Regions from separate parts of the Homo sapiens genome. Here all the other regions are linked to region 2. The links are chromatin loops, found by intact Hi-C in ENCODE. Cell type or tissue: dorsolateral prefrontal cortex. All regions are shown on one strand.

Region 1 (8,000 bases), 580 kb before region 2:
ATATACATTAGTCACAAGATATAATTATCTTCTAAAATGTAAGTCAGATCATTTCACTCCCTGATCAAAGCCTTCAAAGACTTCCAGTCTTAGTCCTTTCCCAGGTCTTTGGGCCCCGCAGGACCCTACTTGGCCTATCTTTCCAACCTCATCTCCTACTGTCTGTCTCCTGGTGCATTCTGCTCTGGCTATCTTGGCCTTCTTGTTTGTACTCAAACTTCCAAGTTGGTCCTGTCTCAGGGCCTTCATACTTGCCATCCCCTGGAATATTTTCCTTCTGAATATCTGAATATCTCATATCCTCCTCCAACTTGGTCTCTGCTCAAACGTCACTCCTCAGAGGGTCCTATCTTGACTGCTCTATCTAAAACAGACCCCTCCCTCCACTTCACACTCATCTCCCTCTACCTCCTTATTCTGCGTAACTTTCTTTTTGTACTTAAACTACACAAAGTTATATTACATACTTATCTCTCGTCTCCTTCTCATCCTTCATCTAACTTGTTTACCACAGTATCCCCAGCTCCAAGAAGAATGTCTGACACACTGATGACCTTCAATCAATGTTTTTGTTCAATGAATGAACTTAACAAGTGTTTATTGAATCCCTACTATGTGTCAGACACTGTGGAATTTGCTTTGGTGCCTGTGTGAAAGGTCATGCTATTGACTGAGACACTTTGGTTGTTTAGAGGGTTTGAGTTTGAGATACCTTGGGACTAGCAGGTGGAGATGGAGAAGGCAGTTGTTTTCCTGGCATGGAATTCAGGGGCTCTGAGAGATTGGTGAAGTATTAGTCCATTTTCACGCTGCTGATAAAGACACACCCGAAAATGGGAAATTTACAAAAGAAAGAGATTTAATTGGACTTATAGTTCCATGTGGCTGGAAACCTCACAATCATGGCAGAAGGCAAGGAGGAGCAAGTCATGTCTTACCTGGATGGCAGCAGGCAAAGAAAGGGAGAGCTTGTGCAGGGAAACTCCTTTTTTCCAAACTATCAGATCTCGTGAGACTTATTCACTATCATGAGAACAGCATGGAAAAGACTTGCCCCCATGATTCAATTACCTCCCACGGGGTTCCTCCCACAACACATGAGAATTCAAGATGAGATTTTGGTGGGGACACAGTCAAACCATATCAGATGGGAATGCATAATAGAACATAATAGAATTCTACACTGGGACTGACAACTGGTCTATCCATCCTGGGAGTCCATCTCGGATGGGCATTCAGGGGCATTGTAAGAAGAATGGTTATAGTGGTCCATAATAGGAACAGTAAGGTCCATCCTAAATGGAGCCTGTAGGTGATGTGGCTTTGGCAACTATGAGAACATCTCTGCTCCCAGAAACCACAGGCTTCTTCAGCTCCTTGGTGTTGGGAATTCCCTTAGAAGGGAAAGTGATTCACTTGGCCTCTAGAGAGAAATTAGGAAGACAGGCAGTCCCATGAGAAGGCCCCTTCACTTCAGGTTACAGAGACATCTAGACAACTCATACTGGAACTTTCCAGGACCCAGAATTGGGGGCTTTTGTCGGAGAGAGAATCTGAGGTCTAGGGCAAAGAGCAAGGGAAGTGGGAAGAAGGGCCCAGAAATTTCACATATAAATTTCCTAGATAAAAACTCCCCTTACATTTTTATGGTATTTTATTAAATATTGTATAAAAAGTCAGGTGCTCTTAAATTTAAATTCTACCTACTAATGACTTGTGGGATCTTTGGAAAATTTACTTCTGCAAATGTTCTCATTTGTGGGGTGCAGGTAATAATATAGTCCTTATGGGATTAAAGGAGATGGTGCACATAAAATGCTTAGCCCACTGCCAGCATGGACACATTCGGCCATTAGGCTCCTTCCCCATTTCCTTGACCTGATCTCATTTGAGCCTTATACAACTCTGGAAGATAGGTTTGGCAGCTATTGTTATCATTCCCATTTTACAGATTAAAAAACTGAGACCAGAGAGATTTATTCTCACTTTCTGAAAGTCAGAGCTTTAAAATAGGAGAGTTAGGATTTGAATTCAGGTCTTTGGTCCCATGTGGTCTTCTCACACCATGTTGTCCCCAGCTCCTTTCTGATGGTGTCAGAGGGTGTCATTTCTGGGGAAACGGAGTCTAATCACTTACTGCTTGGCCTGTACCTCGAAGCCGGGAAGATACTGCTACCTTTGCTTTGGTCATAATATACTTTCAGATAAAACATATAGAAGCAGAATATCTGAAAGCTGGCCAGGCATGGTGGCTCACGCCTTTAATCCCAGCACTTTGGGAGGCTGAGGTGGGCGGATCACCTGAGGTCAGGAGTGGGAGACCAGTTTGGCCAACATACTGAAATCTGTCTCTACTAAAAATACAAAAATTAGCGGGGCATGGTGGTGGGTGCCTGTAGTCCCAGCTACTGGGGAGGTTGAGGCAGGAGAATCACTTGAACCTGGTAGGTGGAGGTTGCAGTGAGCCGGGATCATGCCACTGCACTCCAGCCTGGGCAACAGAGTGAGACTCCATTTCACACACACACAAAAAGAATGTCTGAAAGCCAAACAATACACTTACATGTTATCAAGGGTATTCATCAAATTATATAAGCCCTAGTTACATCTTGCCTTTCAGATACCACATCTATTGCTCTATTTCTAGCACCCTAGAATGTCTTTAATTTCTCTTTTTGCCTTTACAGTTGAACACAGACTGGCTGGCTGGCTGGAGGAGCTGGGTGGCCAGTCAAGACTAATGATTCAACACTTTGGACAAGCCTGATGATATTCACCTTTGATTCCGTTGTCCTAAATTTGTAAGACTTTTTACCTTCTCACTTTCCTCTTTCTTTTCCCAGTTATTAAAAAAAATACAGCAAATTCAATACAATGTTAAGACAGTTGCCCAACTAAACATGGCTGTGCCGACAAGGATAGTGATCTTGTTGAATTTAATTGTCGAGTGGAGGCAGGGTCATCTTGTCATGGCTCAACTGAGTCTGCTAATTTCCAAGGCCTAAAAGGGGCCATGGGTGACAGTAGCATAGGGCAGTGAAGGTTGTGCAAAATTGCCCTGTAGTAGGTGTGACTTGGGTCATGAACTGTTGGTCCTAAACTCGTGTCTTGCCAGGAGGTGGCGCCCTTTCTCTGCCCAGTTGGTTGTGGCTCTTCATTACTGTGGGGAGGGAAAATGATGCGCTTCCTGTAGCTTGGGCAGCCATTTCAGAGGCTCTCAGATGCAGTGAACTGTGTTTCTTTCTTCTGAACAGTTACACAATTCCCGTAATGAGGGAAATTGCATGGGAATTCACTTCTTCAGCTGTCAGAGCCACTTCTCTGCCCAGGGTTAGGCTTGCTTCTCTCTTCCCTTTAGAGGTGCCGCTACCACCTCTATTTCTTTGAGTTTCTCTCCCCTTAGGATAAGCCGTGGGTTCCAGGAGAATAATCGTAACAGGATTATAATGAGGGTAGAATGGAAATGAAAAAAGAGGACAGGATGGCTGAGGGGGCTGCTTTTGGCAGTGCTTGCTTCTCTCTCTCCCTATTAGGAGCAGCTCTTCTGCCCTTATTCCTGGAGTAACAAAGTTGTCCTGTATTTCCACACACACAGCTCAATCCCCGCCAATGGCAATGGGAGTTGGAATCGCCTTGGGCTGCTAATTACCCTAAGCCCCTTTTGTTTTAGATGGATTGTGGGGAATCCAAGGTCTGAACTAAGAAGAAAGAGAAAGGGAAAAGAGAAAGAAAAACGGCTGGGTGCAGTGGCTCATGCTTGTATTCCTAACACTTTGGGAGGCCAGGGCAGGTAGATCACTTGAGCTCACGAGTTCGAGACCAGCCTGGGCAACATGGCGAGATTCTCATCTCTACAAAAAATATAAAAATTAGCTGGACATGGTGGTACAAACCTGTAATCCCAGCTACTCGGGGGCTGAGGTGGGAGAATCGCTGGAACCCAGGAGGCTGAGGTTGCAATGAGCTGAGATTGTGCCATTGCACTCCAGCCTCAGTGATAGAGTGAGACTCTGTCTCTCAGAAAAGAAAAGGAGGAAGAAAGGGGGAAGAGAAATGAAAATTAGAGAAGAAAATGTGGGAGAAAAAGACAGCCAAATAGTCATCAAAAAGAAAAAGGGACAGAGAGAGACATAGAGAAAGACAGAAAGAGACACGGGAGACCAAATGAGACATACACATGAGAGGGCCATTGATCTGGGGGAAGAACATTGGGTTTGCTTTTCATCTCATCTGCATCAAGCTCTGTGAAGTTGGAAAAGTCACGTGACTGTTCTGATCCTCAGTGTCCCCATATGAAAAATGGGAATAATTACACTTCACACCACTGTGATGTGGGCCAAATGGACCATATGGAGGAGATCTTTTGTAAGTGATCAAGTTCTAGTTAAATGATGTTACTTGATATCAACCAGACTTGAAGAGAGAGGATGTGTCCTGGCCCATGCTGAACCCTAGGGGTGGGGCATAGGTGCCCTCGGTAATCCAGGGAGAAGACCCCTGTCTTCTGCACCGCAATCCTATTTTCTCAGAAGATTTTTTAAGAGGGAAAGTTTCCTTGCCTCCAGCTCCTGGAAAGAGAGGCCTCCCCTGCCCTGGGTAGCAGTGGGGGTGGGTGGGTAGAGGTGCTTCTAGATTACTCTCTTCAAGAAATAACAGTTATAGCTAACATTTTATTAAGCTTACTATGTGCTAGGTGCTTTCCTAAGTGCGCTTTGTGGATTAACATTAAACCTCATAATGAAGTAGGTACTATTAATAGCTTCATTTTACAGATGTGGAAACTAAAGCAAAGAGAGATAAAAGGAAATTGCCTAAGGTCACACAAGAAGTGGCAGAGGAGATGAAAACCCAGGCCATCTGTTGCCAAGTCGCTCGTCCTAATCACTGTGCTATACTGCCTCTCCAGTTAGGCCCATGTCCCTCACTTTTCCATGTTCTGAGCAGGAAGCAGGAGGCTGCCTGCTGATCTGTTTTTTTTTTTTTTTGAGACAGGGTCTCACTCTGTCACCTGGGCTGGAGTACAGTGGCACAATCTTGGCTCATGGCAATGTCCGCCTCCTGGGTTCAAGTGATTCTCTTGCCTCAGGCTCCCAAGTAGCTGGGATTACAGGCATGCAACACCGCACCCGGCTAATTTTTGTACTTTTAGTAGAGACAGGGTTTCACCACGTTGGCCAGGCTGGTCTTGAACTCCTGACCTCAGGTGATCTGCCTGCCTTGGCCTCCCAAAGTGCTGGGATTACAGGCATGAGCCACTGTGCCTGGCCTCTGATCTGTTTCAATGGTGGGTCAGTCAGGGTTCTACTAGAGAAACAGAGGAAGGAGGATACACGAACCTCGTGACACCCCTGCTCCCTGCTGCTGCCTGCCTCCGCGTTTGCGCACATGCTCATACACACACGAATATCCATGTTGATTTCTCTATATCTTTCTGTTTCCAAGGAATTGGCTTACATAATTGTATTAATAGGTTCTGACTGAACAATCCCAAATCATGTAGGGCAGGTGGGCAGGCTGGAAGACTCTCAGGTGGAAGCTGTGCTGCAGGCTATAGGTGGAATTTCTTCTTCCTTGAGGACACTTCAGTTTTGCTGTCAGGACTTTCAACAGATTAGATGAAGCTCACCCATGTAATCAAGGCCAATCTTCTTTACTTAAAGTTGCCTGATCAGAGGTGTTAACTATTATATATCTACAAAATACCTTCACAGCGATATTTAGCCTGATCAGAGGTGTTAACTATTATATATCTACAAAATACCTTCACAGCAATATTTAGATTAGTGTTTGATTGGATAACCGAGTACTCCTACCTGTGTAAGTTGATACATAAAACTAACCACCATGATGGGAAGGGGAGAGTAAGAAAGGGGAAGGGCAAAATACCAGGAGTGGGCAGGCAATTTACTTCTTAGAATTTAATAGACTGAAAATATGTTCCTGCCCCTCTACAGACATGACTGACAGTGAGAACAGTCACATCACATAATTCACAAGGGAGTTCCTTGGAAATGCTTCACTATGAAATTGTGCACGAGAAGCTGTTCTATGGGCAGCTCTGCAAACTAGGTCTTCTGTTTGAGATTCATAATGCACATCACCACATTGAAAGCTCTGAGAAATCCCACAGCAAAGAAACTTGTTTATAGTTTCTAATTAGGCTTTTCCCAAACTCATTTGACCACGAAACCTTTCCTTTCTTTTCCCATGTAACATCCATCAACAGAGCATGCTTAGGCTAAGGCTGGCTTAATCTCCTCTCCCTAAAGCAATAGACCCAGTTCACCGGGATACTGCTGAGGCTTCACTGATAACATAAAAAGAACAATGCTTTCAATCATTCCTTACACATAAATGCTTCCTGCTTTCCTGGTGTTCATGGAAAGTACAAGATTGGCTGACACTAGAAAGTAGAATTCTGTGGCTTTTGTCTTGTGCATATTAAAGAAAAAAAACCCTTTTAAGAGATGAAGAATTCAAAACTATTTTCATCACATTTTGGAGCAAAATGGTCTCTAGGAAAGAGGTACTTTGCATATCACATGACATACTGCCAGCAGGTACCCTCAGGGGCATCAGAACCCTGTGGGAAAGATTAATCTTGCACACTTGGGAGCTGGTACCCCAGAGAGCAGGAAGCATTGATGCTAGTGACTGTGCCATTGATCTCATCAAACAACAAATTCTTCAGTTCATTCTCGAGTGTCTACTGGGAGCTAGGGCACAGTGAGTGCGTGTGTGTGTGTGTGTGTGTGTGTGTGTGTGTGTGTGTGTGTGTGTTGGGGGAGGAGGGGGTAGGCATGCACACAGGAATAAATAGCTAATGGTTTAAGTTAATGGACAATTTTTGTTAGGAGTTGATTTAGTAACACAGACCCCTGTGATGATAAATCTTATGTGTCAGCTTGACTGGGCCATGGAATATTCAGATGTTTGGTTAGACATTATTCTGGATGAGTCCCTCTGTGAAGGCGTTTCTGGAGGAGATGAACCTCTGAATTGGTAAACTGAATAAAGCAGATGGCCCTCTCCAATGTGGGTAGGCATCCTCCAATCCATTGAAGGGATGAACAGAATGAAAGGCTGAGGAAGAGAGGATCTGCTCTCTGTCTTGGAGCTGGGGCATGGGTTTTCTCCTGCATTTGGACTTGGGCTCAGATTTAGATTGGAACTTACACAATTATCTCTGCTAGTTCTCAGGCCTTTGGGCTTGGACTAAAACTTCCACTGTTGGCTCTCCTCGTTCCTGGGCCTTTGGATTTGTGCTAGAACTACCTTATCAGCTCTCCTGGGTCTCCAGCTTGCCGATACAGATCTTGGGACTTCTCAGCCTTCGTAACCAAGTAAGACAATATACATACCTATCCCCTGTTGGTTCTGTTTCTCTGAAGAACCCAGACTAATATAACCCCTCAAATAATAGTGTCTTAAATAGGACAAGGGCTTATTTCTCTCTCATGGAATAGCAATAGTCTGCTGCTAGGCAGACCAGAGCTGGAACAGAGCTCTAAGGTACAAGAAACCCATGTTTGGCCATTTCTAAGGCATTTCTTTCATCTGCATCATACAGAATACCTCAATACCATGTCCTTATTTCAGGCAGGAAGGAGGAGGAAATGGTGTCAAGAAGGGCATGTTCCCTCCCTTTAAGGACACAACTCAAAAGTTTTATTTATCACCTACTATACATCTCATTGGCCAGAACTTGGTCATATGGCCACATATAGCTTCAAGGAGGGGAGGCTGAGAAATGTAATCCCTATTCCAGGTGGCCATGAAACCCAGCCAAAAAACACAGGGTTCCTGTTATTCTGGAGAATGGGACAGTAGATTTTTGGGGACAGCTAACCCTGTCTTCCACAGGGTTATATAAAATGTAAAAAGATATTTATTAAGCCTGGACTGTTTCTAAGCAAGGGTGTACCACAAGCCTTTAGTTCTAGGGATTGGACTAGGGATTTAGATTCCAAGGGCTAAAAACCATGAGATGACATTTACAC
Region 2 (8,000 bases):
CAGAAGTCCACACTCAATCTCCCCATTCCAGTCCATTTCCTATGACTTTGTGTCATTGGCAATGTCCGCTACGAAGGATGGAGGAATTCAAGAGGCCACTGTGGGCTATGCTTTCTTCTCTTTAATAAGACTCCTGTTCCAGGAGAAAACTGGCCTCTCAAAAAAAGTCTTCTGAGGAATAGCAGCTACCAGGAATCACAGTTGGTTCCCCATGAACATTTCAGATCAATTACATAAATAATAACTACCTATTGTCTTCTAGTGTCAGTACCACAGGAGTAACTCCACATCTTTGAGTTAATAAATAAATTTACTTACTTATTCAATAAATATTCTGGACTCTTTACGGCAGTTCTGACAATGTTCTAAATGTATAGGCTATGGTGGTGAGCAGAACAAAGTCCTTGGTCTCATGAAGCTAACATTGTAAAGGGAGATACAGACAAAAAGCAAGAGAGCTAAGAAGAAAATGAAAGAGGATAATGAAATACAGGGTGGCTAGTGATTGAGGCAACTGTAGTTGGGTGGTCAGGGATGACCTCTGTAAAGAGGTAACATTTTAGCTGAGACATCAGTGAAGCCAATATGGCCATGAGAAGTTCTAGGAGAAAACTCCCTGCTGGCCCCAGAAATTAATTACAATATGAAGCTTTAGGGAAGGCCACAGGGTTGAATACCTAAGAAGAAATATCCCAGTGGTTAAGGACAACTTCTGCTTTGCCACTCAGAGAGAAGCAGAGCTTGTCATTGAGCTAGTACAGTCCTGTGCACTCGTGGGAGTAAGGTCGCCTCCTTTCCCCAGGCACACAGTAACTCTGCTGGATTGCTGACTCCTGGCAGTGTCTTGTAGCAAGGTAGACTGGGGGGTGGCAGATGCAAACTCTCCCTAAAGAGGTATCATCCTCAGTTATTTCCATTCACCCAAACCCTTTCTTTCCTCCAAATCACACTGGCTATATATCTGAATGTTTTCTTTGACCCAGATCCTATTCTTGGCTTCTGTAGACATTGTCTTGTTTGATCCCTATAAAAATCTGCAAGATGGATGCTATAATTTGCATTTGACTAAGGAGGAAACTGAGGCTGTAAGAGATAAGGCAACTCTCCCAAGATGGCTCTTTTGGGGAGACGTAGAATTGAGGTCCAAACTCCTAAGAAAGATGGAACTTTGGCCATCTCCATTGAGGATGAATAACTCATCAAACTATTCCTGGGAAAGGGGGTGGCAGAGGAGAGAGAGATATTGAGACAGGCTACATATCATAATATCATGGGTTAAACCAACAGCAATTTTAGACCCCAAGGGGACAATTCGCATAGCTGCAGACGTTTTTCCTTGTCACACTGGGGATGGGTGGGGAGCGCTACTGACATCTAGTGGGTAGAGACCTGGGATGAGGTTCTAAATGTTCTACGACGCACATGACAGTGCCACAGCAAAGAATTATTTGGCCCCAGATGTCAATAGTGCTGAGGTTGAGAAACCTTCGATTAAAGTCTTACAGTGCTCACTGCTCTCTGCTTCCTCTGTCTTCCTTCTATGGCTGCCCTCGGGGTTACTTACACACTGGATCTCTAGATACAGGACTAAAGTCATAATGGAAATTTAAGATTCCATTTGGATGCTGATTTTTTTCCCAAGCTCTCTTCACTATTTATTAAATGGTTAGTGAAGGGAGGTGGAAAGCTTGATCTCCAGGCAAGTGAGTCCCTTGGACGTGGGGTGGGGAGGGTGAAGCTCTGGTGTGGTACTGCATCAGCCTAGTGGGAGGTGCTTGTTAACCCTCTGTGCTGTGGCTTCCCCATCTGTAAAATGGAGGTGAAAATACCTCCTCCTGCCACCTCTCAGGTTTGCTGTGAGAAGTCAGTGATGTGTAAGTGCTTTCATAAAAGTACTATATACGTGTGTTATTACTAATTCTTATATCATGAATAAAATGAAATCATCATTCTGCCCCTGACAACACCAATTTGCTGAACCATTAGAATTCTGTACATTACAGTCTTAAAGAGCCATAGAGAGAACTGTAAGGGACCTCAAGAGGTCATGCGGTAGAAAATGGCCAGTGAGACACTTGGGAATGATTAAAGTGAGGTGGGAAGACACATGGCATCTTATTCAGTTACTCAACTCTCCTTTGTTCACTTCCTTGCATCATCATTGCCTTTAGGAGTAATATAATAACTGCATTAATAAAGTTGTTATCCTCCTCCCACCCCTGCCAGAGCTCTGAGGGCACAGTCTAAACAGAATAATTAATTAATGAAAATGAAGAGAAAATAGCTCAAGTGATGGCTATAGGAGATCAAATAGCAAAGAGAAAGCTGCAAAAACGTTCGTTGTTATTTGACACTGAGTAGTGCAAAGAGGGCTGGGAGAGTCCCAGGATCCCTGATCAACAGAGAGAGAGTATCCTGGGGGTTTCCTCTTTACTTTTTCTTTTTCTGCTCTGAAAGGTTAGGAAAGATCCTGAGGGCATAATCTGACCATCTGATCCAGGCCAGCATACTGCTGGAGAAGACTGTGTCGGGGATGAGGTGGTCTGAGAAGCTGGAATAAATGCAGGATCAGCTGATAAGGAGGGTGAGGAAAAGGTGAGCTTAGTGTCTGACTTTAAAAATATGTAGATGAGCTCCCTAAATAAAATACCCCTCCACACTGTACTGATGACTGAAATTCCTTTAAGAGAAAATATTTTCGTTCTACAATTAAAGATAGAATCCTATTTTTTCCAGGGAGAAGTAATATTGTCTTAAATTTATCCTACATTACTACATGTTGATTACAAAAACTGAAGAATCTATTTTCTTTGTTTTTTTTCCAGTTTTTATCTCCATCCCCATCTTGCATCTTACAAAGGACCCAATAGAAGCTTCATGGGGTACAGGAAAGAATATAGCAAGGACCTTGGAGGCCTCAGGCCTCAATCTGGCTCTGCCATTCAATAGTTTGACCTTGGAGAGCAATCAGAATTCTCAGGGCCTTAGATCCTCTGCCCGTGAAGCTGAGGTATTGGACTGGATATCTCCAAGGGCCCTACTAACAATAAGATTATGGACTGGGGATGGCTTTTCTTCTTTCCATTTTGTTCAAGGAAGCCTCCTCTTCGTCATTTCTCACCTACCACCCAGCTCTGTATTTTCCCATATTTCAATGTCCTTTCATGAAGACATATAAACAGTGGCCATGAGTCAAGGGGATGCAAGGGTATCTGTGGTTCAAGAAGATGCACGTGATGACCACGGCTAGTTGATCCCTCTTGGCATATTGTTGCCATCTCAGAAAGACAGGAAGGGTGGGTTACAGCTGCCAGCACCATCAGGATTAAAAGCAGGAGGACTTTAAGACTCACCCTCGATGATGCAGAACTCAAAAGGTCTCTGCTTCACAGCTCTGGGCCACCTTGAAGGGCAAGTTGACAAAATAAAGCAAAGCCCAGACAGCCTTACAGAGTAGTAGATTCTGCATTCCTCATTTTCATGGATAATTACTGTAGCCTTCAATTTGAGGAACATGGCAGTGATTTGTGTGCAGTTTACTCTTCTTTCAGGTGATGGAACCAGAGCCAGAGGCGTGGATGTGACTCTGTTGCCCTCTAGTGGCTAGAATGCAGTAGCATACCCAGCACCCCCTCAGACTTGGCTTGGTGGTGCCGCTGACACGTGAGCAAGGGTTCCTGGGACACTGACTGCCAAGGGGGCTCGGGATTCTTTCAGCACAACTCCTGACCTGAGATTCTGCAGAGAGAGAGAGAGAGGGAGGGAGGGAAAGAGCATCATCCTTCCTATTTCTGGAAGTCAGATCTGTAACACAGAGGGCCTGTTTCGTCTAGAGTAACCCTGTACCAGCTGCAGCGCTGGGACGCTCCTGCCTCTTCTGCGGTCGCATGTCCATGTTTTGGGGCAGCTAAGGCACCTGGGGTCTGCTCTCGCAGTCACACATTTGCTGTGTCACTTCTGCCTCAGTTAGATGTTTTCTCTAGCAAACAGATATCATTATGTGGTTTTCCAATTATCACTTCCCAAAGGGAGCTGGTTAATATGGATGAGGCTTTTTAACATTTGGCTTTGAAGACAGGGTTATATGTAGTTGTAGCAGAGGGAGCCAATATCTCGGTAATTGGCTAAGGTTTGCAGAGGAGCAAGGCAGTCTGGGGTATGTGCCATCTCTGGGACGCGGGGTCTTTGCAGAATGTGTTATTGTGGTGTAGTCTTTAAGTGAGTTCTCAGATAAACTGGAAGGTGGGTCTAGGTGGAGATTATTTCAAGAAGGTTAGAACTCTGGTCTCTGGTTACAATAAAAAAGCTGGATTGCTGAAGATCATATGGGCATTGTTGATGTTGGGCTCAGGCAGAGAGTTCTTAGTAGGGTCTTCTTACCCTGACGGTTGCCCTTTGTAACAGGCAATAATACAAGAGGATTAATTTATGGAGAGGCTGAAGAGGTTAGTGGAATGAGAAGAGATGCAGCATGCAGGGACAAAACTCAGTTTACTATATCAGCTTCTTTTACCCTTTGGGACAAGAATCCCCAATTTACTGGGCAAAACTTCCCTCCTTCTACTTCCTCTTCCAAGAGTTTAACTCATGGAAAGGAAATGAGGGGAAATAGCACATTTCATGGCATCGAAGAGGGCATCTTTGAAACCTAGCGGCTTTCCACCTACAGACATTTAGAATGCAACTTATGCTGGCAAAGCTATTGAGGGTTTAAATGATATGCTTTATAGCGTGTTGCATTTCTTCCTTTGAAAATGAGGAGCTTGAATTACCTTTCTTGCTTCATAATAGAAATTTAGTCTTATTTCTCAGTCTATAGTTAACACATAGCAATCTGGTGCCTTCGAGTGACAATTTACCTAAAAGTCAGCGTTACATAGATAGTTCTACAAAATCCAAACTTACATGCTTTGTCTGTACACTTCTTGGTCTTCCAACCTTCAGGATCACCATTGATTCCTTTTCCTGTACCCCTCCAACCCCTGACACTGTTAAACTCCATTTCAGTAGTCATTCACCCAGTCCTGCAGATTTTTTGTCCCTACAGCCTAACATTAGTTTTCAACCAGATCACTCTTTTTTTACACTATTCAAAAATTTCTTTAGCTTTAAAAGCCCTCATGAGCCAAAGTGCCAGAGATACTTGTGGTGTTCTAAAGTATTTGCTGGGACAGGGTTAAATGGATAGGGAAAAAAAGAAATAATAGGAGGGAAAAGGGTCCCATGAAAAGCTTGCTGCCTGGTGGTGGGGAAGATGGAGTACCACCAGCTATCATTATAGGCTGGGCCAGGTGATAGGCAGAATAAAGTGACTTAAGAAATTTCTGGAAGCACTTCACTGCACTGCAAGTCATGCCACTCTTCCTCAGCTCACAGTTGGCAGAAGCACCACTATAAACTGGGTTCAGCCACGTGTCCCTTAGACACATAAGAGAGGGAGTGCCAATTGGGAGGACAGGTGACCGAGGGGGGCAGAGGGACACATTCATTTATTACCCAGTTTTGTCCTGGATTGATGCTGGTCTTGGGTATCCGACAGTGGAACCACTCTAGTACCTGACACACCTACTCTTGACCCAGCTTTTTCACTCCCAATTTGGTTGTTATACAGCACCACAAATAGGGAAAGATGGCTGGGACTTTGAAGAGAACAGGTGGCTCCTATCAGCTGGTGCTAAAAGAGCCCCACCTTATAGATATGTATCTTACACTCATATGACCTTCCCTACTACAATACTGTCATAAAGTCAAAAATGTGTGTCTCTTGTCCCTTTGGGCTCCCCCAGCTCCATTTAATACCGTTCCCAATGTTTGTACCTAATTACAGATTTGAGGAGTCATAAAACCACATCTCCCAAGAGGTAGATCTGCTTTATTTTGGCTTCTGTGACACCTGATTGTCCTCTTTCTTCATTCACCTTTAATGATTTGCTTCCTTTTGTTGCTTATCAAGGACTTGTGCTCCTGAAGGTTCTGTCCTTGACTCCCTTGTCTTCCCCCAACATTATCTTTCTGGACAATCTCTACCACCTTAATGTTAATGAGCCTCAACTCCAAATTGGCAGCCCAGATCACCCTCCAGGGCTCTGGACATGTGTCCCCAGCTTTCTATTAGACATCTCTACCTACTTGTCCCACAAGAACCTCAAACAACAAACATCTAAACCTGAATTTATCCTCTGCTCCACAAAAGTCACTTCTCTATTTCTCATTAGAAGTATAGAAATGGAAGAATGAAAAACTTCCATCCATTCTATCACTTGGTATTAACCTAGACCTTTTCCCCTTGCTCAACCCCATCTCTCCTTTTGCCTTTTACCACGAATCTGTCACCAGATCTTACAATTCTACTTCTCAAATATCTTTCCAGACAGACTCTTCCTCTCCATGTCTACTTTACTGCCCTAGTTCAGGGTTTCATCACCTTGATCTGGCCTTTGATATCTGCCTCCATGTGTCCAGGACCTGCATGCTAATCCCTGAAAGAAAACCTGGATACAGTTTTGCAGCTGAATTTTATTTTAATGAAATCTGCATTCTTGTGGATAACCTTCCAACACACTACTTCAGTAATATCACTGACTGTAGCAATAATAATAATATCAGTGACTATAACAAAAACTTTTGGCTTAAAAAAAAATCCATTTGCAATGACTTCACTTTCCGAAGTTCTCAACTGATACCCAGAGCCATTCTTTTTGGTCATATGCCAATTTTGTGAGTAAAATATAGGGTTTCTTTATGACCATACATTTCCTATGATGGCGAGCTTATGAGGGTGGTCCTTCATGCAAGTTTCTCATCTTTCTATAGCCTGAAAAGTACTGATTCTTTTTTTTTTTTTGAGATGGAATCTCACTGTGTTGCCCAGGCTGGAGTGCAGTGGCATGATCTCGGCTCACTGCAAGCTCCGTCTCCTGGGTTCACGCCATTCTCCTGCCTCAGCCTCCCAAGTAGCTGGGACTACAGGTACCCGCCACCACGCCCGGCTAATTTTTTGTATATTTTTAGTAGACACAGGGTTTCACCATGTTAGCCAGGATGGTCTCTATCTCCTGACCTCGTGATCCACCCACCTCGGCCTCCCAAAGTGCTGGGATTACAGGTGTGAGCCACTGTGCCTGGCCTTGATTCTTTGAAAATGAACTCTTTTTGGCACCCTCATCTTCTGCCATCTTGGTCCATTTTGCTTATCAGAGTAAATACAACTGGTAAAAAGGTTTATGCTATTTATTCTCCCTCCAGTCTTGGTTCATAACATGCTCAGTTAAATTTCTCCCTCATTGAGTGTCTCCTCAAAGATAAATATTTTACCTTGGAAAGTCTGGTCATTTCTAAGGTTAGGAAAATGCTATCAGTCACTTTGGAGTTGATTGCCTATGTCAGGTTGGCATTCTTGGATGAACTACAGGTTTAAGATTTGCTGTTCTGCATGCATCACTGTGAAGTCATCTGAGATGGGCGCTGACCTGTAGCTCACAAGGAGTTTCAAGGTCTTCTATCATCCTCCTTTCAAACACTCACAGTGATTAATTCTCCAGAAATCACTACTGGTGCTATCACCTTCAGAAAACAATTTTCTTTCTGAATACATGTAGGGTATATAGGCTTCTCTGGTTTGGTTTGCATTTCACATTAGCCTTTTTTTTTTTTTTTTTTTTTAAATTCCAAGGAACTCTACCTTCAAAAGCAAGCAAAGCATTCTCCTCCCAGGTGGCCCATGTACTGGATTTTGGAGTCTGAATTGTTATTTCCTCACTCCTGCCTTCCTCTCTTCTTGGCTTTCTTTCTAGGGCACCTGACGTCCTTCCTTATTACTGATGGCAGCAGAGACTGAACCCCTGGGAGAGGAAAGTGAACTGAGTAATTGTTTTGCCTTTTCATGTCTGATGTATCACTCTGGGTCAGTGTAGCTTTAGTTGAAAGAGTAATGTTGTTACCCAGGAGCAGCTGTAGTGTCTCCAGACAACTCCAAGACCTCTCCAGTCCCGCAGAGGTCA
Region 3 (8,000 bases), 740 kb before region 2:
TCCTGACCTCATGATCCACCTGCCTTGGCCTCCCAAAGTGTTGGGATTACAAGCGTGAGCCACCGCGCCTGGCCTAGTGATTTCCTTAGCAACAAAACGACGGAGTTTATCTTCTTTAAAGATACCAAAACTTGCTTCCCTGAGGTGCTGTGAAGATTAAAAGATACCATACATATGACCATGTTTTATAAAACGTAGCAATCCAAACAAACAAAGCATAATTGGTATGTCTGAGGGGTGGGTGGCAAATACTTTAACTCTGTGTCCCTTGAATGAGTCATTAGTAGGTTAGACTTGGTTAAAAGCCTTGAATGCTTATTTCTAGGGAGTGGGACCCAGACTAGGTAAGTTTTGATGAAGAGGAGGAGATAGGAAGCACTGGGCCGTGTTTGAAGGGCGGCCTCTGTATGAGGTTGGAGTTGACTGCCCCGTGTACCAGGAAGCTGGACACCAAGGGAAAAGGTGTGTGTGTGTGCGTGTGTGTGCATGCATCTGCCCTGGGCATTGTGGGGTAATGAGGGTTTTCAAGCAGAGCAGGAAGGTGAAGGGAACAAGGTGTAGGGAACAGTCTGCACTCACACCTCTCTGGTCCTGGCCTGTCTTCCTGCAGGTGCACCTTCGCTCTGCCAGGCGTCTCTGTGAGCTCTGCTGTGCCAACCGGGGCACCTTCATCAAGGTGGGCCAGCACCTGGGGGCTCTGGACTACCTGTTGCCAGAGGAGTACACCAGCACGCTGAAGGTACTGCACAGCCAGGCTCCACAGAGCAGCATGCAAGAGATCCGCCAGGTCATCCGAGAAGATCTGGGCAAGGAGGTACCCACCTTTGCAGGGGGGATGGGCCTTGGTTGGGATGCTTCAGAAAAGGCCCCGGCTGAATTCTTGCAGCCTCGACCAGGGTGCTGGGGATCCACCAGTGACACAAAACCAAATGTCACAGCCACTCTCAGTGCTGAAATCAAAGAGGTTAGAAGGAATCTCAGTGGCCCTCAGTGAAACATACCAGTTCAACCATATGAAATAGTTCATATGAGACTGTTATTGACCTGAAACCTATATATCATTCATATGGTTCAACCTAATAATAAATGTCACTTACTGAAGGTTTAAGGCCTTATTGAAGCTTTATCCTCAGTAGGGCTTTGAAGCCCCATCCCATCTGGTTTCAACCTACCTGTCTGTAAGTTGGTGGGGCAGAGTGACACTGTGGTTTAGACTCTAGAGCCAAGAGCTTGGACCTTGCACAAATGATTGATCTTGGCACCTCACTTTCCTTATCTATAGCCCACCACATAAGGTTGCTGTGCAGATTACACGGGATAATGAATAGAAGGTGCTTAGTATAGTACCTGATGTAGAGCAAGTGCTCAACAAATATTAGCTATTATTTGTATAGTAATGGTGTTCTATACTATTGTGGTTGTTGTTTCCCTACGCTCTGGTCCCATTGTGCTACCTGTCTCAAACTCACTGTGTTGTCTTAGTCCTCAGTGCTTGTGCCGTGGTCTACCATCTGCCTGATGTCTTTGCTTCATTCTCTACTTGTCAAGTGACTTCAGGCCATCTGCCTATCTGTCCACCCAGCTAGCAAATCCCAGGCAGGGTGCTAGGTGCTGGGTTTCCCGTCCAAACCCCAGCTCTTCTAGGAAGTCTTCTGTGACCCTCCCTTGACCGATCTTATCCCTCCTTTGGGCTCTGCAGAACTTTGCTCCCTGCACTTGTGCAACTTGTGGCTTGATTAGTTGTGTCTAAGGATTTCCCTGCAAGTCATAGTCTTTGAGGATGAAGACCATGACAGTCCTTTTACTCTGTATTTACAGCTCTGGAACAGTACCTAGCAGGTGCCCTGGGTCTGCTTAAAGAGCCAATGGATGAACTAGAAATAGTGTTGTTAGGCTACTTGGCGCAGGGCCAGGAGAGTAGGGCAGAGGTTTGATAAAGACCAGTGGTTCCCTTTTTACAGGGAGCTGGCACTGACTATTGGTCCCTTAATGTGGAGCTGGCCCCAGGTACGCAGCATCCATTCAAAGGTGTCCCACTTCTCAGTGATATCCTGGCCTGGAGCGGGGGTTGGATCATACAGCAGGTGAACATAGAAACATCTCTGACTCCTCTGCCACTGAGGAACATGTCCTCCAAAGGGAGAGACATTGAGTGAAAGGTAAACCCGAACTGTGGCTGGAGTCAGGGAGCAGGCTGCAAGCTGGGAGGAGCAGGGTCAGGAGAGAGGGACCCCAGGCAGAGGGGACTGAATTGGCATAGTGCTGGCCCACTCATGGCTTTGCCTCTTGCCAAGACTCTTGGCCCCCAGCTTCTAACAGCACGAGATTCACCCCCAAATTAAAACTAAATAAATCACGGTAATAACAGTGTGAAGTGCATCATTGCTGGCGTGTGGCAGCTCTCTGGGGGTGGAAACAAGGAGCAGGAGGCAGCAGGTTAACCCTTGGAGGCTGACTTGTCTGGAGAGCTGGGGAGGGAGGTGGGACAAGGGCAGGTTAGTGGCTGTCCCCAAGCCAGGGTGGAGTGAGGGAAGTTTGGAGTGTCAGCAGTCATGGTGGCCCACCCAGCTGGCTAAAGAATGTTTGGGGTTGGAAGACGTCGCCTGATCTTCAGGGCCCCTTCTCCAGTCCCCTCCACCCCCTGCCGATTAGCCCTGAGCACAGTGGCCATGTGGCTCCTGCCCCCACAATGCTTCTTTAGACCCCTGAGGAAATGGGCTACTGTCCATGTCATGGTTCTGAGGGGTGTCCCTCGCAGCTGGGGAGCTTCTTCAGAGCCCTCTGGGTTCTTACCAGGGCCCCACAGGCACACACTCTGTCTTCCCTGCCCTCTTCCTCCTCCTCCCCCTTGGAAGATGGCATTTGTTCCCTGGTGACACACTTTCCCAGTGTGTGGGTGGAGGGAGGGGAGCGGGGCCATGTGGGAAGAAGGGTGGGTGCGTGTGGGGGTGTGAGGGCGGGGTAATGTCACTCACTTGGCATTTCCAGCCTCCTCCAGCCCCTCCCATGACACTTCTCGGGGAGCAGTCTCGCCTCCAGGATGCTTGAGTGGGCCCCACTCATCCTCAGCTCCATGCCAGCCCTAAGACCTTCTGCAGAAAGCTCCATTTCATCCCTGGCTTAAAAGAGGCTGTCAGTTATGCCTCACCACCTTCCTAGGTCCCAGTCCTCGGATAGGCTTTGAGGTTACCTTGAGCTCAGAGATTCCATAAGTGCTCCTAAAGCTCAGACTGTAGAGAGCGGTGGTGTGGTGAGGGAGGTGCTTGGATGGTCAACAGCAGTGTTAGAGGTCACTATGTCCTCAGACCCATCCCTGTTGCAGGCAGGTGGGGCCCGGCCCTGTGGGGCATTCCCAGCATAGGTGTGGGGGTAAGATTGAGGGTGCAGTACTTCTGGACCCCACGGTTCATATGCATTTCTGGATCAGCCAGAATTTCTGCACATCAGCTGGCACCATCAGTGCAGAGGTGAGGGCACTCGAAGGGGCACTCTCCTTGCATAGCATTGGCTCAGGCAGGGAGTGCGCTGGGGCCACATTGCTAAGGGAGGGCTGGTGACAAGCAATGGGATGAGACCTCATGTCCTCTAATTCCCAGGCTGGTGATTCGTCCCCTACATAACAGCTTCTGTTTGGCAGGAAAAAAAGCAGTTGTGTGTGTGTCTGTGTGTATCTTGGAAGTTTCTCAGCTAGTATTACCAGAAAGAAACTTACTTTTTTTCCTTTATTTGGTTGTTAGGCTTATATCCTGAAAGACAGGTTCCAGGAAGCAATCAGGAGCCCAGCCTCTGGGAGGTGGGGTCGTTTCTGCCTCCTCAAAAGTGACCTCGTTCTGGACTGGGTCAGGGGTGGTCCCAGCCTTGGTCCCCTTGACTGCCCTTGGGGCTGTGGGTCCAGATGCAGTGCTGACCTTGGCCAGCAGATGGCGCCTGAGCTTGCAAGTCAGGGATGGTTGTAAAGACCTGGCCCTTCTCTTTGTGGGGGGATCCCTGACCAGGTGGATGAGACTGGGGGTCTTTCTGCTCTTGGGCATGGTTCGTGCTGTTGAAGGAACGCAGGCTGACATCTCTACACCCTGAATGGGCATGCATAGCCTCAGCCACGAGGCTGTTGACCACCCTGGGTGCCTCAGCCCTTGACTCCATGTTGGAGGACGTGGTATTGGAGTTAGGAGTTCTCTGATGCTCCGCAGTCTCTGATGGCCAGTGATTCTGTGCTTCAGCACCTTTTCCTTCATTCCTTCTCTCTCCTGCTGGTCTACGCGGTTGGCATTTAGTGAAAAAGGACAGTGCCGGACATTTGGGTGTAGCCAGGGATGGGTACGACCTCATTCCAGTCCTCACAGTCCAGGGTCATGGGAGGTTCACTCATCATGGTAATACATGGCCACATAGTGCCCAACGAGCTTGCAGAGGAGAGAGAGGTTGCCTTGGGCAGATGGAGGCTTTCTGAAGCAGGTGGCCTCTGACCCAGCCCCTTAGAGATGGATGGAATTGGAGGAGGTGGATGTTGGAGGAAGTGATTACTGATTAATAAGCTGGGTTCAGCAGAGGTGCAGGGACAGGAAAGCATAAAGCATGGAGGTGAACAGTGAGGTCTTGTTGATTACAATGTGGCGTTCAGCCGGTGAATAGTGGAGCAGAGGTTGTAGGATTGGGGCTGAGGTCACATTATGAAGGGCCTAGAATGTTCTTTTCAGAATGTGAGTCTGAGGGAGAGGAGGACTTGGGGAGGGACCTGATCAAAAGAAGGACGAAGAGACTGAGATATACGGAGTGGGGTGGGGCATGTGGTCGGGTGGTTGAAGGAATTTGCCTAATAGGCTGAATATTTAGTAATGTGGGAGATGAGGTCATCTTTGAAAAGTGGAGGAAGATATAGATGGGGAGGTTTGAAGTGGGTGGGAAGCTTGGGGATAGAGTTATCGTGGAAATTAAGGGATGATCTTTGAATTGTCAGCCACACTATGCTGTTATCTTTGGTCATGCACACACATACACACACGCACACACACACACACACATCTATACCTGCCCCCATGACATACAGACAAGTCAGATCTTGTTACAGCCTATTTCAAGAAATGGTCCAAGCCGTGCGTGGTGGCTCATGCCTGTAATCCCAGCACTTTGGGAGGCTGAGGTGGGTGGATCACTTGAGGTCAAGAGTTCGAGACCAGCCTGGCCAACATGGGGAAACCCTGTCTCTACTAAAAATAGAAAAATTAGCTGGGTGTGGTGGTGGGCGCTTGTCATCCAAGCTACTTGGAAGGCTGTGGCAGGAGAATCACTTGAACCCAGGAGGCGGAGGTTGCAGTGAGCTGAGATCAGGCTATTGGACTCCAGCCTGGTCAAGAGAGTGAGACTCTGTCTCAAAAAGAAAAAAAAAAAGAAATGGTCCAGTTCTGTCCTAGAATATAGTTATATCAGATAAGGTTCTGTCCACCTCTGAAATCCCATGAGAAACTGAAGGAAATGAGGCCAGCTGCTGGCATGGAGCACAGAAATACCTCTGTTAGGGGCAATGCTTATATTGGTGTCTGGGTGGTGTGGTTTGGCTTTTGTACTCTGAAATTTGTTTTTATCAGTTTTTCACCCCCTGGTCTTTCCTCCCAGGGGAACTTATTTTACAGCTCCCCATAGTACGTAGGGACAAGCGTATGCTGCAGGTGCTCTGTGTTCTTGATGCACCATCTGACTGGAGTTTCAATGAGAATGAAGGAGAGAGAAGGTGCAGGGGTACCGTTGTGCAACGGGTAGAATAATTCATATCCAGTTGTTTTGTAAGAGCCTGTGGGTGCAGTGGGAGGGCAGCTTGTCTTGTTTGCTCAAGGTTTAAGCAAATGTTCAGAAAAGAGATAAAGAAGCCTTTCCTCCAAGAATATAAACTGTTTATCCAACTTGTTGGTGGTAGAGGCAGAGAGCAGGCACTGTAGGCGCAAGGACCAGCATGAACAAGGCAGAAGTGGAGAGATGAGGCAGGAGAAGGCCTGCCTGGGCGAGGGGCACACAGCACCTCTGTTGTCCCATGGAGAACTTGATGGGAGGGGGTAAAAGGTGCCCTCTTTTTGCATCTCTTCCTCCAGGCTATGGCAGGTTGGCCAGAGCTGGGCTGGATTTCATTCCTGTGTAACTCAGGGCTCTCTAGAGAAACAGAACCAATAGGATATGAATGTGTGTGTGTGTGTGTGTGTGTGTATGTGTGTTTGTGCATGCATGTTTGCTTGTGTGTGTGTATTTAGAGCTAGAGAGAGAGAGAGAGACTGATTGATGTTAAGGAATTGGCTGATGTGGGTTATAGAGGCTGGGAAGTCCAAAATCTGCAGAGTGGCCCAGCAGGCTGGAGACCCAGGAAGAACCGATGGTGCAGTTCAAGTCTGAAGGCTGTTTGAAGGTTACCTGCTGGCAGAATTCCTTCTTGCTTGGGGAAGGTCAGTCTATGTTCTGTTCAGACCCTTATCTGATTGCATGAGGCCCACTCATGCTATGGAGAGTAATCTGTTTTATTCAAAGTCCACTAATATAACTGTAAATCTTGGCTGGGCACAGTGGCTCATGCCTGTAATCCCAGCACTTTGGGAGGCTGAGATGGGAGGATTGCTTGTGCACAGGAGTTCGAGACAAACCTGGGCAATATAGGGAGACCCCATCTCTGTTAAAAAAAAAAGTTAAAAAAATTGAATTAAAAAAACAAACAAACAAACTGTAAATGTCACCTAAAAATACCCTCACACAGCTGAGTGCGATGGCTTATGCCTGTAATCCCAGCACTTTGGGAGGCTGAGGCAGGCAGATCACCTGAGGTTAGGAGTTCGAGACCAGCCTGGGCAACATGGTGAAACCTCCGTCTCTACTAAAAAAAATACAAAATTTAGCCAAGTGTGGTGGTGCACACCTGTAATCCCAGCTACTCAGGAGGGTGAGGCAGGAGAATCCCTTGAACCCGGGAGGTGGAGGTTGCAGTGAGGCAAGATCACTCCACTGCACTCCAGCCTGGGTGACAGAGTGACACCCCGTATCAAAACAAAAACAAAAACAAAACCCCTCACAGAAGCATCCAGAGTAATGCTTGGCCCAGTATCTGGGTGCTGTGGCCCAGCCAGGTTGACATGTAAAATTAACCATCATGATTCCCTATGTGGCCCTCAGCCAGGATTTCACATGTGTACCCTCGGTCTGCTTTCACACGGCCTGGAGCTTCATAGCGAGCCTTGGCGGTAGACAGGAGCCAAACTGCCTGTTGGTATATTGGCTTTGTGGCCTTGGGCATGTTACTTAACCTCTCTGTCCTGTCCCTCCATTTCCCGATCTCTAAAATTGGAATCATAACACTACCTGCCACCTAGGCTTGTTGTGGGGATGGATTGAGTTAATGATTGTGGAGCATCTAGTGCAAGCTTGCTGCAGGGCAAGGGGCAGTAAACGTTAATAATTCTTTCTGTGTATTGTGCTGTGTGCTTTTTATGAGCAGGTACTGGGGTTCTGAGAGACTCGTAAATGGCAGAGTTCCATCTTTACCTGGGCTTTCTGATAACTGGTACAGCTCTCTGTCCCATATTCAGTCATATGTTGCTTAATGATGGTGATATGTTCTGAGAAATGCATCATTAGGTGATTTTGTTGCTGTGTGAACATCATAGAGTACTTACACAAACCTAGATGGGACAGCCTACAATATACTTTGGGTATATGGTATAGCCTGTTCTTTTCAGAATATGAGACTGAGGGAGGCTTGAATCTAGGCAATTGTAACACAATGGTGCGTATTTATCTGTCTAAACATAGAAAAGGTTCAGTAAAAATATGGTATTATTAATATAATGGATCGCTTTTGTATATGTGGTCCGTTGTTGACCGAAATGTTGTTATGCGGCACATGACTGTACTGTTTTGCTAGAATAATCCTCCTTTCTCTTCCTCTTCCTGATCAGTACCCAGCACTCTATCTGGTCAGCCTCTTCCCGCTACTTTTAGAAATCCCCACAGGCTCCCAGGCAGCCTGG

Evidence for each region. Hi-C counts contacts between places; a loop is a spot of excess contacts. Peaks named below come from ENCODE experiments on the same cell type or tissue, not always from the same donor. Only the 100,000 strongest peaks of a DNase experiment are listed, where the experiment ranks them.
Region 1: a loop joins it to region 2, with 2.0 times the contacts of the local background. A loop is called at or near these places in 16 of 110 quality-filtered maps.
Region 3: it touches region 2 in a loop (4-fold over the local background); 26 of 110 quality-filtered maps call a loop at or near these places.

Annotation. Positions count from the first base shown.
Region 1 is chr14:78,019,059-78,027,058 of GRCh38, forward strand. No RefSeq gene overlaps it. Among named protein-coding and RNA genes, the nearest start is that of NRXN3, 150 kb to the right of the region's middle. In dorsolateral prefrontal cortex, a CTCF peak has its summit at 3,136 (motif pointing right); a DNase peak (open chromatin) is centred at 3,123; H3K27ac peaks cover 1,524 bases.
Region 2 is chr14:78,594,627-78,602,626 of GRCh38, forward strand. All of the region lies in intron 4 of NRXN3 (neurexin 3), which reads left to right. Among named protein-coding and RNA genes, the nearest start is that of NRXN3-AS2, 110 kb to the right of the region's middle. RefSeq lists a silencer at 3,665-3,714. In dorsolateral prefrontal cortex, CTCF peaks have their summits at 1,392 (motif pointing left), 3,600 (motif pointing left) and 3,803; DNase peaks (open chromatin) are centred at 1,374 and 3,625; H3K4me3 peaks cover 549 bases; H3K27ac peaks cover 3,158 bases.
Region 3 is chr14:77,858,466-77,866,465 of GRCh38, forward strand. ADCK1 (aarF domain containing kinase 1) reads left to right here. Exons shown (of 11, transcript NM_020421.4): 4 at 611-814. Among named protein-coding and RNA genes, the nearest start is that of ADCK1, 62 kb to the left of the region's middle. RefSeq lists an enhancer at 3,976-4,175. In dorsolateral prefrontal cortex, CTCF peaks have their summits at 3,920 (motif pointing right) and 4,119; DNase peaks (open chromatin) are centred at 1,916 and 3,916.